Linked DNA regions of Homo sapiens: region 2 is linked to region 1. Evidence: chromatin contacts called from ENCODE Hi-C or POLR2A ChIA-PET data. All regions are on one chromosome and are shown on one strand. Each heading gives the region's core, a stretch centred on a gene start or an enhancer-like site at or near the end of the contact. The rest is flanking DNA. Distances are from core to core; before and after follow the strand shown. Region 1 overlaps NUP153 (nucleoporin 153). Region 2 has its middle 55 kb from the start of KIF13A.

What was found. A loop is a pair of places that touch in the nucleus more often than their neighbours do. ChIA-PET counts read pairs that join two places held with the same protein, here RNA polymerase II (POLR2A). Pooled maps may share reads with other maps.
Region 2: a pooled map shows a loop between it and region 1 (2.1-fold over the local background). The contact joins two enhancer-like sites. A Hi-C loop is called at or near these places in 1 of 50 pooled maps. POLR2A ChIA-PET finds 5 or more read pairs at or near these places in 4 of 52 experiments (A549, BJ, H1 and 1 more).

What each region holds. Positions count from the first base shown.
Region 1 is chr6:17,663,686-17,670,552 of GRCh38, forward strand. NUP153 (nucleoporin 153) reads right to left here. Exons shown (of 22, transcript NM_005124.4): 6 at 5,745-5,861; 7 at 5,608-5,652; 8 at 5,290-5,343; 9 at 1,554-1,700. Among named protein-coding and RNA genes, the nearest start is that of NUP153, 40 kb to the right of the region's middle. RefSeq lists a silencer at 1,453-1,747. Within about 2 kb of position 1,631, at least 3 of the 41 ENCODE cell types and tissues checked have a DNase peak (open chromatin) inside an H3K27ac peak, as active enhancers do.
Region 2 is chr6:18,039,359-18,045,813 of GRCh38, forward strand. No RefSeq gene overlaps it. Among named protein-coding and RNA genes, the nearest start is that of KIF13A, 55 kb to the left of the region's middle. Within about 2 kb of position 4,038, at least 12 of the 41 ENCODE cell types and tissues checked have a DNase peak (open chromatin) inside an H3K27ac peak, as active enhancers do.

The DNA of each region.
Region 1 (6,867 bases), core at 381-2,880:
TACTAATCTTTCTAAGTTTCAAGGTTTTCAATAAATTGAGTTGTTAGAAATGAGATAAAATATAACTAAAGGCATAAACAATAAGGTGTTAAGTAAACAAAATAAATACAAGTTAAATGACACAAAAAACCAGACAAACCCAGATTATGGGACATTTTATAAGACAACTGGCCTGGTCTCTTCAAAAACCTATGATCCAGCAATTCTATTTCTAGGTATAAACCCAAGAGAAATAAAAACATGTCCACACACACAAACACACAAAAAAACACTTATACATAAATGTTGACAGGAGCATTATTCATTACAGCCAAAAAGTAAAACCAACCCCAATGTCCTTCAAGTGATTAATGGATAAAACAAAATCTAGTATATCCATACAATGAAATATCTACAAAATCTAGTATTCCTTACAATGAAATATTATTCAGCCATAAAAAGGGAAAAAATGAAGTACTGATACATACTACGACGTGAATGAACCTTGAAAACACTATGCTAAGTGGCTACTGACGGGTATGGGTATGAGATTTTCAAAGGGTGGGAGAGATGGTAATACAAATGTTCTAAAATTTACCATTATGATGGCTTAACAGTTGAACAACTCACAGACACCACTTTATTTATAAAGTGTTTTCCAAACATGCTAAAACCACTGAATTGAAAACTTTAAATAGGAGAATTGTATGATATGTGAATTATCTCAAGAAACAGAAACCAATGTGGCCAGGGTGAGGGTTTGAGGTCTGGAAAAACAAAACCAAAAGCAGTATCTGAACCTTGCTCGAGTCCTGGTTCAAAAAAGCAATTATGAAAAACGTTTCAATATGGACTGGATATTAGATAATTTTAAGGAATTAGAATTAATTTTCTTAGATGGGATAATATAGGACAAAGTACTTAGGAGATGCATATCAAAGTACTTAGGGTTCAAAAGATAATGTCTGAAATTTACTTGCAGATAGTTCAACACCACCACATGAAAGAAACAGATAAAGCAAATCCGGCAAAATTATGTAACCTAAACAATGGGTACATGCTAGAGTTTACTAGTCAACACTAACTTAAGATCTGACCAAGGTAGTGGCCAGGCGCGGTGGCTCACATCTGTAATCCCAGCACTTTGGGAGGCCAAGGCAGGTGGGTCACTTGAGGTCAGGAGTTCGAGACCAGCCTGGCCAACATAGTGAAACCCTGTCTCTACTAAAAATACAAAAATTAGCTGGGTGAGGTGGCACATGCCTGTAGTCCCAGCTACTCGGGGGGCTGAAGCAGGAGAATCACTTGAACCCGGGAGGCAGAGGTTGCAGTGAGCTGAGACCATGCCATTGCACTCCACCCCTGGAGACAGAGTGAGACTCCGTCTCAAAAAAAAAAAAATTTGATCAAGGTGACAGCTATTTTAAAAGCATACCAATTCATAATCATCACTAATTCACAACCTTTATGTGTTATACAGTTGCTAGAATACAATGGTAGTTATATTTTACATTATTTAGTCTTACTTATTCTAATCAATATTCAAAGACTGGTAGAAATATACATATACTCACACTGCACTTGTTATCTATTCTTTGATTAGTCTTCCTGAATTCACCAGAAGGAGTCAGAGATGGTTTAAAATAAACACTTCGATTTGTTGCTATGGAAACTGGCTTTGGGGTCATAAGTCTCTGAACAGGAGGATATTGAGAATCCACCTTACAGGTAAAGAGAAATCAAAAACATTTATTTTCATATAAATCAATGATTCATATCTAAATTTTGACAATAGCTAACATGACCTAAAGACCATGAGTATTTCCCAGAGAAATATACAGTAGATACAAACAAATAAGAGGAAAAACTGATAATAATGGAACCTAAGGTATGTATTCATATACCTATGCACATAAATATACACACATATAATTCTAAAATGGCTTCACGGATACTCTATATTTCATTCCAGACTTAATGACTTTTCACACACATGCATGCATACAAAATGGAACTATATTCAAAACAGCACTACAGATCAAACCTTTTACAGTTTTTTGTTTTTTTTTTTTAAGAGACGGACTCCTGCTCTGTCACCCAGACCACAGCTCACTGTAGGTGAGACCTGGGTGATCCTCCCACCACAGCCTCCTGTGTACACAGGCGTGCGCCACCACACCCGGCTAATTTTTTTGGTTTTTTTTTGTAGAGACAGGGTCTCGCCATGTTGCTCAGGCTGGTCTCAAACTCCTGGGCTCAAGCAATCTGCCTGCCTCAACCTCCCAAAGTGCTGAGATTACAGACATGAGGCAACTCACCTGGCTTTTTTTTTTTTTTTTAAATGGAGACTAGGTCTTGCTGTGTTGCCCAGGCTGATCTCAAACTTCTGGGCTCAAGCAATCCTTCTGCCTCAGCCTCTCAAAGAGTGCTGGGATTACAGGCATGAGCCACTGCACCTGGCCCAGAGTGAATTTTAAATGCATGAACTAAAATGTACTTTTGTCACATTTTCCCTGAATTACTGTCCATATTTTTTGAGCTGCAAATAAGATATTTTAAAACTAGCTATGGGCCAGGCGTGGTGGCTCACACCTGTAATCCCAGCAATGTGGGAGGCCGAAGCAGGTGGATCATTTGAGGTCAGGAGTTTGAGACCAGCCTGGCCAACATGGTGAAAACGTCTCTACTAAAAATGTAAAAATTAGCCAGGCGTGGTGGCATGCGCCTGTAATCCCGGCTATTCAGGAGGCTGAGGCAGGAGAATCGTTTGAACCCGGAGGCAGAGCTTTCAATGGGCCGAGATTGTGCCACCGCACTCCAGCCTGGGAGACAGAGCAAGAGTCAGTCTCCCAAAACAAACAAAAAAACTAGCTATGAAAATATTTTAACTCCCAAAAATGTGACCGAATCCCTCTCCAAGTTATTTCCCCCATTGTTATTTAAATACCAAACCAAACCAAAAATCTTACAATGTAAGTCTAAATGGTAAATCACTGTTAAGACTTCCAAACTGTAAAATGAACTCAATTTATTATGTAAGTACACCAACTGTTTTGTTAACAGTCCTTTGCTAAACTGAAACATAGTAAAAATCCTGTTGGTATAAAACCACTATAAAGCCAGAAGCTTCTAACTCTGTCCAAAGACTGTAATCCTATGAATAAGGTCCTTTCATTCAGCAGCAGCTGTGAACAACATTGGTTTCCAGGGCAAAGCCTCTGTATGGTTACTAACTCTTCCCTAAAACCTCTTCGCAAATGTGACCTTACATACAACTCAATAAGAGAGTCTATTTTGTAGACTGTTCTGATAACATCTGTGAAACATGGGCTATGATACTGTATTCTGGCTTTTTATTTCTTAGCACCCATTAATAAACTTTTATGGATACGATACTCAACCATTAGTAAAACTGTTATTGATAAGAACTTACATTATGACATAATTTTAAAATTTCACCTCTTATTATAAAATAACCTGATATAAATGAGGGGTTGAGAAAAGCTAGTAGCTTAAATTAAGCCCATCATAGAAACTACTAATAGATTCCTTCTTGCCTAATTCCAAATGTCTAGGTAATTCCAAAAATTGAGAAGCAACACTCTTCCAATAAAAAGTTCAATATTAGCTTTCTTTGCATCAGAATTTCATTACAGATAATAATTTATCAATATCTTAGTCATTGCAATTAATTCATAAAATTATAATTTAAATAATTACTTTTGAGGAACTTGGTATTCCAAGAAATGTTTTCAAAAGAAAAATCCAAGCCAGGCACGGTGGCTCACGCCTGTAATCCCAGCACTTTGGGAGGCCGAGGCGGGCGGATCACGAGGTCAAGAGATCAAGGCTACCCTGGCTAATACGGTGAAACCCCATCTCTACTAAAAATACAAAAAATCGGCCAGGCATGGTGATAGGCGCCTGTAGTCCCAGCTACCTGCGAGGCTGAGGCAGGAGAATTGCTTGAGCCCTGGAGGTGGAGGTTGCAGTGAGCTGCGACTGTGCCACTGCACACTCCAGCCTGGGTGACAGAGCGAGACGCTGCCTCAAAAAGAAAAGAAAAAAAAGAAAAATCCAACAGTCTGCTTTCCCTGAAGGATGCTTAACCAGCTATAAATAAACTAACAAAAGATACCTCTTTAACCCAAACTATCAAACATTGTATTTTTTTCCCACAGTAACCGCCAAAGTTAATTTTAAGCAAATAGGATATATTAAAAGGGCAGCAAGATATAATGATCAACTTTATCAGTTCCACTATCTTGAAACAGTATTTTGTTTGGCTGATGAGAGATCTGCCTAATTGAAATTCTACTACACACAATAGATTTCACAAAATTTTGGTTAATGAGGAAAGTATACAAAGATGATGATGTGCAATGAGGACTTTAGTTTACTGAACTTTTTTTTTTTTTTTTTTTTTTTTGAGATAGAGTCTCACTTTGTCTCCCAGGCTGGAGTGCAGTGGCGCGGCCTCGGCTCACTGCACCCTCCGCCTCCCGGGTTCAAGTGATTCTCCTGCCTCAGCCTCCGGAGTAGCTGAGATTACAGGTGCGCACCGCCACACCTGGCTAATTTTTTTTTGTATTTTTAGTAGAGACAGGGTTTCACCATGTTGTCCAGGCTGGTTTTGAACTCCTGACCTCAAGTGATCCACTGGCCTGGGCCTCCCAAAGTGCTAGGATTACAGGCGTAAGCCACCGCACCTGGCCGATCACTCCTATTTTTATTTATCAAAAGGTAACAGTAAGCCATAAAGTCTGTCAAGATCCTCAAGATGGAAATGCTGAATAGCCCAAAAAAAAATTGGATGAGTATCTACTACATATACAATATTGTCCTGAGGACTGCAGAAGAGAGTAAAATGTCCAAGTAGAAGAATACTATTTTTCAGGGTCAGGCACAGTGGCTCACACCTTAGTCCCGGCACTTTGGGAGGCCACGGCAGGCAGATCACCTGAGCTCAGGAGTTTGAGACCAGTCTAGCCAAAACGGTGAAACCCTATCTCTACTAAAAATACAAAAATGAGCAGGGCATGATGGCACGTGCCTGTAATCTCAGTTACTAGGGAGGCTGGGGCACGAGAATCGCTTGAACCTGGGAGCCATAGGTCGCAGTGAGTCAAGATGGCACCACTGCACACCAGTCTGGATGACAGAGCGAGACTGAGACTCAAAAAAAAAAAGAATATTATTTTTCAAACATGTTCCCTAATGTCTAAACTAAATCCAATTTGTATACTTGTGAACTTTAAACACAACAAAATTGTAGACAGTTTAAATAACTAAATGCTAAAGAAGTTTTACCTTTTCTCTTTTGGCCTGAAAATCTGTGATATCTATCCCACTCCTATCAAGAGGCTGAAAAAAAAAAAAAACACTATTAGAATAGATGGGGAGTTATGAAAAATACCTTTTTTTTTTTTTTTGAGATGGAGTCTCACTCTGTCGCCCAGGCTGGAGTGCAGTGGCGCGATCTTGACTCACTGCAACCTCTGCCTCCCAAGTTCAAGTGATTCTCCTGCCTCAGCCTCCCAAGTAGCTGGGACTACAGGTGTGCACCACCACACCCGGCTAATTTTTGTATGAACAATATTTTGTAAAAAGGTTTAAATCTCAACTTACAGAATTCAGAGGAGAAGAAACAATGGATGGAATTCTTTTTGCATCCTGTTAAAGTTGAAAAAATAACAAAATTAAGATTTTTCAATAATATCAAGTTTTGTTACACTCCTGTATTAATCGTGATTTTAAAAATTTACCGCTAAAGGGCTTGACATCTTCTCTAAAGACTGCAATATTCGCCGAGCTGTTGAACTGGTCACACCGTAAGATTGTGCACTGAGTTGCTTAGCTTTCATTTGTCTTCTAACTGGTGCCTGTAAAGTAAACCCTATATTATTTGTTGCAACATAAAATCTAAGGCACATATTTCATGCAGTGAAAATATTTACAAGATAGAATGGATGTCCAAAGTAAAACAGGATTTAATGCATTAACAGCAATTTATCTTTGGGTGGTATCATTAAAAGTTCAATTTTTTTCTTTATGCCTTTACTGGAAATCCAATTCTCTGATTGAGAAATTACCTTTACAATAACAAAAGAATGATAAGACAGCATGCACCATTTTAAAGAAAGTATGGGCCGGGCATGGTGGCTCATGTCTGTAATCCCAGCACTTTGGGAGGTGTGAGGAGGGCGGACTGCCTGAGCTCAGGAGTTCAAGACCAGCCTGGGCAACATGGTGAAACCCCATCTGTATTAAAATACAAAAAATTAGCCAGGCGTGGCAGTGTGTGCCTGCAGTCCCAGCTACTCGAGAGGCTGAGGCAGGAGAACTGCTTTGAACCCAGGAGGCGGAGGTTGTGGTGAGCCGAGACTGCACCACTCTACTCCAGCCTGGGCAACAGAGCGAGACTCTTTCTCAAAAAAAAAAAAAAAAAAAAAAAAAGTACTACACGCTAGCTTAAGCTTTAGAAAAAGCTCTCTACATACTTACACCATTCTGTTAACCCCTTCGGTAATAACAGAATACTGTCCTCCACCAACACTCAGAAATAAGTCTCATAATTACTGTTAATTATATATGGGAGAATAAACAGGAAAGCAAGTACAACATCTAAAAACAAGACAAAAATCTTCAAATATAGGCATTTCATAGTCACTGCTGCCAATATATGTATATAAATACAACAGACTTTTGTATATTGACCTTGTATCCTGTGACCCTGTTAAACTCGCTTATTAGTTGTGGTGGCTTTTTTTGTATTTTCTTTGGATTTTTCTACGTAGATAAGCATGTTATCTGTGTACAGTAAAAATATTACAGGAATAATACCCTTTCCAATCTGCATGCATTGATTTCTGTGCCTACTGCACTGGC
Region 2 (6,455 bases), core at 2,788-5,287, 380 kb after region 1:
AAGTGAAAATAACCAAATGTTCATGAGTGAATAAACAAAATATGGTATATCCACACAATGGAATATTACTTGGCAATTAAAATAAATGAAGTACTAATACATGCTGACACACAGATCAATCTTGAAAGCATTATGTTAAGTGAAAGAAGCCAGACCTCAAAAGTCATGTATTATAATATTCCATTTATATGAAATGTCCAGAACAGACAAATCCATAGAGAGAGAAAATCGATTAGTGTTTGTTAGGGGCTGGAAGGGGTGGGAATAGTAGTAACTACTTATGAGTATTGGGTTTCTTTCTGGGGTGATGAAAGTGTTCTGGAATTAGATAGTGGTTATGATTGAACATTGTGAAAACACTAAAACCACATTGTGTATTTTAATTTGTATACTGTAAGAGGGCGAGTTTTATGGTATGTGAATTATATCTCAGTGAAGATGTCATTTAAAAATTATAGTGGTGGGAGGCCGAGGCAGGCAGATCACCTGAGGTCAGGAGTTTGAGACCAGCCTGGCCAACATGGTGAAACCCCATCTCTACTGAAAATACACAAATTAGCCAGGTGTAGTGGCACGCGCCTGTAATCCCAGCTATTTGGGAGGCTGAGGCATGAGAATCGCTTGAACCTGAGAGGCAGAGGTTGCAGTGAGCTGAGATCACACCACTGCACTCCAGCCTGAGGGAGAGAGTGAGACTCTGTCTCAAAGAAAAAAAAAATTATCTATCTATCTATAGTGGGACATCATCAGAATTAAGCAGAAGAATGGTATGATTTATGCTTTTAAAAAACGAGCTGCTATATGGGGTAGACTGGGGACCGAGGGAAAAGCAAGTGGAGACACCAGTCTGGAGATGGGAGCAGCAGTGAATGTGAAAAACCATGACGTCTAAGACTAATAACAGTGGTGGTGATGGAGACAAGGGGGAATAATTGAGATATATTTTGAAGGGTGAACCTACTGGATTACTTTTGGATTACACGTGGAGAGTGAGAGACTAGGAGGTATTAGGAATGATTCATAAGTTTCTAACTTGGACAACTAAATGGAGAGTGATATTCACCCTTTGAAAAAGTTCATTTTTGTTTCTCCAAAGCCCTATGAATAAGTCATACTCTAAACATTCAATAGATCAAGAAATCGAAGATTAAAAACTTGTTAGCCAGGTGCGGTGGCTCATGCCTGTAATCCTAGCACTTTGGGAGGCTAAGGCGGGTGGATTGCCTGAGCTCAGGAGTTCGACACCAGCCTGGGCAACATGGTGAAACTCCATTTCTACTAAAATACAAAAAATGGGCTGGGCGCAGTGGCTCACACCTGTAATCCCAGCACTTTGGGAGGCCGAGGCAGGCAGATCATGAGGTCAGGAGATCAAGACCATCTTGGCTAACACAGTGAAACCCCATCTCTACTAAAAAAATACAAAAAAATTAGCCAGGCGTGGTGGCAGGCGCCTGTAGTCCCAGCTATTGAGAAGCTGAGGTAGGAGAATGGCATGAACCCAAGAGGCTGAGCTTGCAGTGAGCCAAGATCGCACCACTGCACTCCAGCCTGGGCGACAGAGTGAGACTCTGTCTCAAAAAAAAAAAAAAAAAAACCCAAAAACACAACAACAACAACAACAAAACTTAGCCAGGTGTGGTGGCGTATACCTGTAGTCCCAGCTACTCAGCAGGCTGAGGAGAAGAATTGTTTGAACCTGGGAGGCAGAGGTTACAGTGAGCTGAGATCGCACCACTGCCCTCCAGCCTGGGCTACAGAGCTAGACTCTGTCCCTCCCACCAAAAAAAAAACCCAAAAGACAGTTGTTAAACCGTTAAACCAATTTCTTCCCAAATCAAACAGCTAGAAAGGAGGGGGATGTCAGAGTTGGGACTCCTTTCTAATATGGAAGTTCATGTGCTTTTCACTGAGCAATTTGTTCCTTGTGTTCTCTCTAATAGGCCTGAAGATGTGCATTACATTAAGAATTTACATTTAAGAATATAACATTTACAGAAGATAAAAAAAATTTTTTTAAATACACTGATGTACACTTTTTGCTTTAAAAAAAAAGATGGATATGCGGAAATTTGTAGCCTGATTGTTGACTAAGTTGAGGAATCTTTTGCTATGTAAGAAAATAAATTCCACAGTTCAGTGGGTTAGATACACAATTTTTGGATTTGACAGCTAAAATTATTTGTTCCCTCTGAATGCTGGTTTTTTTTTTTAAGTGCTTTTCTTGGCTTGGTATAACTGGCCTCTATTATTAATGTCCACATTCACTTTTGGACTAATATTTCATTCTTAGGCAAACCAATGTCATTAAAATAGAAGAAAGAGCTCTTATAGAGGCTCTACTCTGCTCCCCAGGTATCAAAGAAGGGCATCTTCAAGAGGGAAATTAGAGTGAGAATTCAGAGAATTGAAAAAGTGAGGAAAGTATAAGGGAAGAGTTTCTCAATCTTTTTTTTTTTTTTTTTTTTTTTTTTTTGAGATGGAGTTTCGCTCTTGTTGCCCAGGCTGGAGTGCAATGGCGCAATCTCAGCTCACTGCAACCTCCGCTTCCTGGTTCAAGTGATTCCTGCCTCAGCCTCCCAAGTAGCTGGGATTACAGGCACGTGCCACCACGTCTGGCTAATTTTTTGTATTTTTAGTAGCGATGGAGTTTCACCATGTTGGCCAGGCTGGTCTTGAACTCCTGACCTCAGGTGATCCACCTGCCTCAGCCTCCCAAAGTGTTGAGATTACAGGCGTGAGCCACCGTGCCTGGCCAGTTTCTCAATCTTTTTAAACCTTTGCCCTCTTAGATAAAACTGCACTTCAACTTCACACATGCTCCATCCTCACCCAGCTGAGATTCTGACATAGATTTCCAGGGTCATATCATCCTCAGTGGTTTGCTGCCAGCCAAGATTCATGAAACTTCACATTTGGCACTTTGTATTACTTTAAAATTTTCCAGTAGAAGTTTGTGTTAGGATATTTAACATGGCTTTTTGAATGACACTCCACCTCTGCCTCTCCAGTCCTGCAACAAAGAGAGCACTTCTCTTCCTTTGTCATTTTCCCTGTGGTCTCTTAGGACACGCTAGGTCCCCTGCTTCTCTTCTTATATCCTCTCCTCTCCCCAAGGGGAGTTTCTTCTGCATATTCATAGTTTCTGCTCCTTCTTTTCCTTGGCTTGGCCATCCTGGACACAAACCTAGTTGTGATGGCAGCACACTCCATGGAGCTGGTGAGAGCCCCACCCCTTCTGAGTTGGGACAGGAGCTCCCCGGGTGCTGCTATAGCCGCCCAATGCAGCTGCAGACCCAGGCCTCCTGCTCTACAGAGCAGGCAGGAACCCCACTCTCCTGGGTGGGGCTACAGGAACCCAAACTGTAGCTGTGGATTCATCTGAGCCTCCCTGTGCTCTTGGGGGAGGGCTGGCAGCAGGCAGGATCTGCCTTTCTGGGTGAGGGTGTGGCTGCAGCCACCCTCCTAGATGCGGGAGCCAGGTGTCTCTGCAGCCTGCACCCTCAGCAGCCCCAGGAAGGACCCCCTCCGCTGCCCTGAGCCACCCACTCCTCTGAGCTGTTCTAACACTAAATAAAACTCTTCTTCTCCACCCTGCGCTTGTCTGTGTACCTCATTCTTCCTAGATGCAGGGTGAGAACTCGGGCAAAGGTGCTTCGGCCGCAGAGGTTTCCCACCAGAAAAATTGACACCCCAGAGATCCTGTAACACTTGGACATCAGTGTCTGCATCCTTTTGTTTTCTGTTCTTTCTCCTGCTAAGTGACCCCTTTTCTTGTTACTTTTCCATTCAAGCTGCTGGCAGAAAGAAGCTGTCTGGCCATGTTCAGGCTAGAAGTCACAGTCAGCTCATACCTGCCTAGGTCAGAGGCTCCATCCGGTCCCACATCCATAAGAGGCTGGTGGAAAACATGCTGCCTAACCCCACCACTTTGACAAGTGGATGTCAGTGGGCAGGGCCCATGGAGCCTGCTCAGCAGAGCACTGTTGTTCCTGGAGGCCATGCTGACTGCAGCAGTCAAGGCTTTAGCTGCTTTACCAGTGCTCCCCTCCAGAGCTCCGTGGCAGGGTGAGTCATGCTGTGGGAATCTCACACTGGAAATGGCCAAAAAGCTTCTATTTGCTTCAGTGTTAGTTTCTTTCTTTCTTTTTTTTTTTTTTTGAGATGGAATCTTACTATGTCACCCAGGCTGGAGTGTAATGACTCGATCTTGGCTCACTGCAACCTCCGTCTCCTGGGTTCAAGCAATTCTCCTGTCTCAGCCTCCTGAGTAGCTGGGACTACAGGAGCCTGCCACCACACCCAGCTAATTTTTTGTATTTTTAGTAGAGACGGGGTTTCGCCTTGTTGGTCAGGCTGGTCTCGAACTCCTGACCTCAGATGATCCACCTGACTCGGCCTCTCAAAGTTCTGGGATTATAAGCATGAGCCACCACGCCTGGCAATGTTAGTTGGTTAGCCTGAGGAAACTGACACTTTTCTGAGGGGTAGCTAGCATGGCAAGAAATTAAATGAGCATTCTTCTTCTTCTTTTTTTTTTTTTTTTTTGAGACGGAGTCTTGCTCTGTTGCCCAGGCTGGAGTGCAATGGCGTGGTCTAGGCTCACTGCAACCTCTGCCTCCCAGGTTCAAGCTATTCTTCTGCCTCAGCCTCCCGAGTAGCTGGGACTACAGGTGTCTGTCACCGCGCCTGGCTAATTTTTTTTATTTTTAGTAGAGAGGGGGTTTTCACCATGTTCGCCAGGCTGGTCTCGAACTCCTGACCTCAAGTGATCTGCCTGCCTCGGCCTCCCCAAGTGTTGGGACTACAGGTGGGAGCCACCGCTCCCAGCCAAAATGAACATTCTTTAATATTGCTATGACCTTAAATCCTCATCTGGTATTCCTTACTGTGATAAGGTGGGGGCCAGCTGGGCCACCACATATAGCTGTGTAGGTTGTGACTTGCGCAACTCCAGGCCGTCCCTTTTCACATTAGCATCTATACCCTAGCCTTACTTTTATCCCCCAGGCCATTCCTACTTTTCCAGCCACATGGAAGAGAGAACATAAGCAAAAAAGAAGTCTCATCCTTCTCCTCGTTCCTCCCATTGAAAGGTCCTTCTCCCTTACATGCACCACGTGGCCCATTGCATGCTCTCTGTGCTGTGAGTGTGTCCTGGGCCTAGAGTAAAAAACGTTTCGTTTTTGGAAGTGAATTAAGGAAGTGCGCTCGAGTGGCTTCTTGACTTTAGTATCTGGGAAAGTTATCTTCCTAGAGGTGATGAAGGTGCTAAAAAGCAAAGTGGAAGATATGTGGATAACATACCTGACATGCTTTTAGCCCTGCCAGCCCTGACATAGGAACAATCACATTACCATTAATGTGAGGACAAGCAGCCTGAATCAGTGTGGCCCAGGATAGACATGACCTAATTTGGAAGCTAAAATGTTGTTTTACAAAAAGGCCTGAGGCTCTCGTATCCCTCCTCTCCAGCATCGTCAGTTCCTTTAGAAAAGAGAAAGGCAAAGGTTGATGGGAATGCTAGTGGAAATGGAATCAGGTTAGCCTGGAAAGAATTCTATGCTTCCTTTGCACTATTTTATGTACAGTATCTGTGTCTGTTTGGTTGACAACAAGGAAGGAAGTTGCTTCTCCCTATTATTCCTTATCAGTTCACATGTCTCTGTTCCCTGAACATTCCCAGTACTTTCTGCCTCAGCTATAAAGTTCTCTGCTTTGAATTCTGCCATATTCAATGCTTAGCAAAATACAATACAAAATTCTTTGAATTCTGCTAATTCAATGCTTAGCGAAAATGTAAAAAACTTTTTTAGTATAAAATCTTAAAAAGTACTCAATACTACTTAAAAAAGAGAGAAAATAGAATAGTATAATAATATCATACGTCCAGTAGTGGGTTGAAAATGTTATGCCCATGTCCTGATGCTGAAAATTTATGAATGTGACTTTATTTGGAATGAAGGTCTTTGCAGATATAATTAAAGATCTGACAATGAGATCATCCTGAATTATCTAGTGGGCTCTAAATTCAATGATAAGCATTCTTATAAGAGACAGAAGCAGAGAAGACACAGACACAGAAGAGAAGGCCATGTGATCACGAGAAATGGATTGGAGTTATGAGCCCGAGCCCATGGCCAAGAACCCTTGAGGCCACCAGAAGCTGGAAGAGGCAGGAAGGATTCTCCCTTAGAGCCTTCAGAGGGAGCAAGACCCTGTTTTGATTTCAGACCTCTGGCTTCCAGAACTGTGAGACAATAAGTTTCTGTTGTTGTAAGCCCCCCAATTTGAGGTAATTTGTTACAGCAGCCTCAGGAAATGAATACATCATCACCTAGATTCAAATTCACTATTTTGCCACATTTGCTTTACTTCTGTCTCCCTCCCTCACTCCCTCCTTCCCTCCCTCCCTCCCTTCTTCCCTTCCTTTTTTCCTTCCTTCCTTCCTTCCT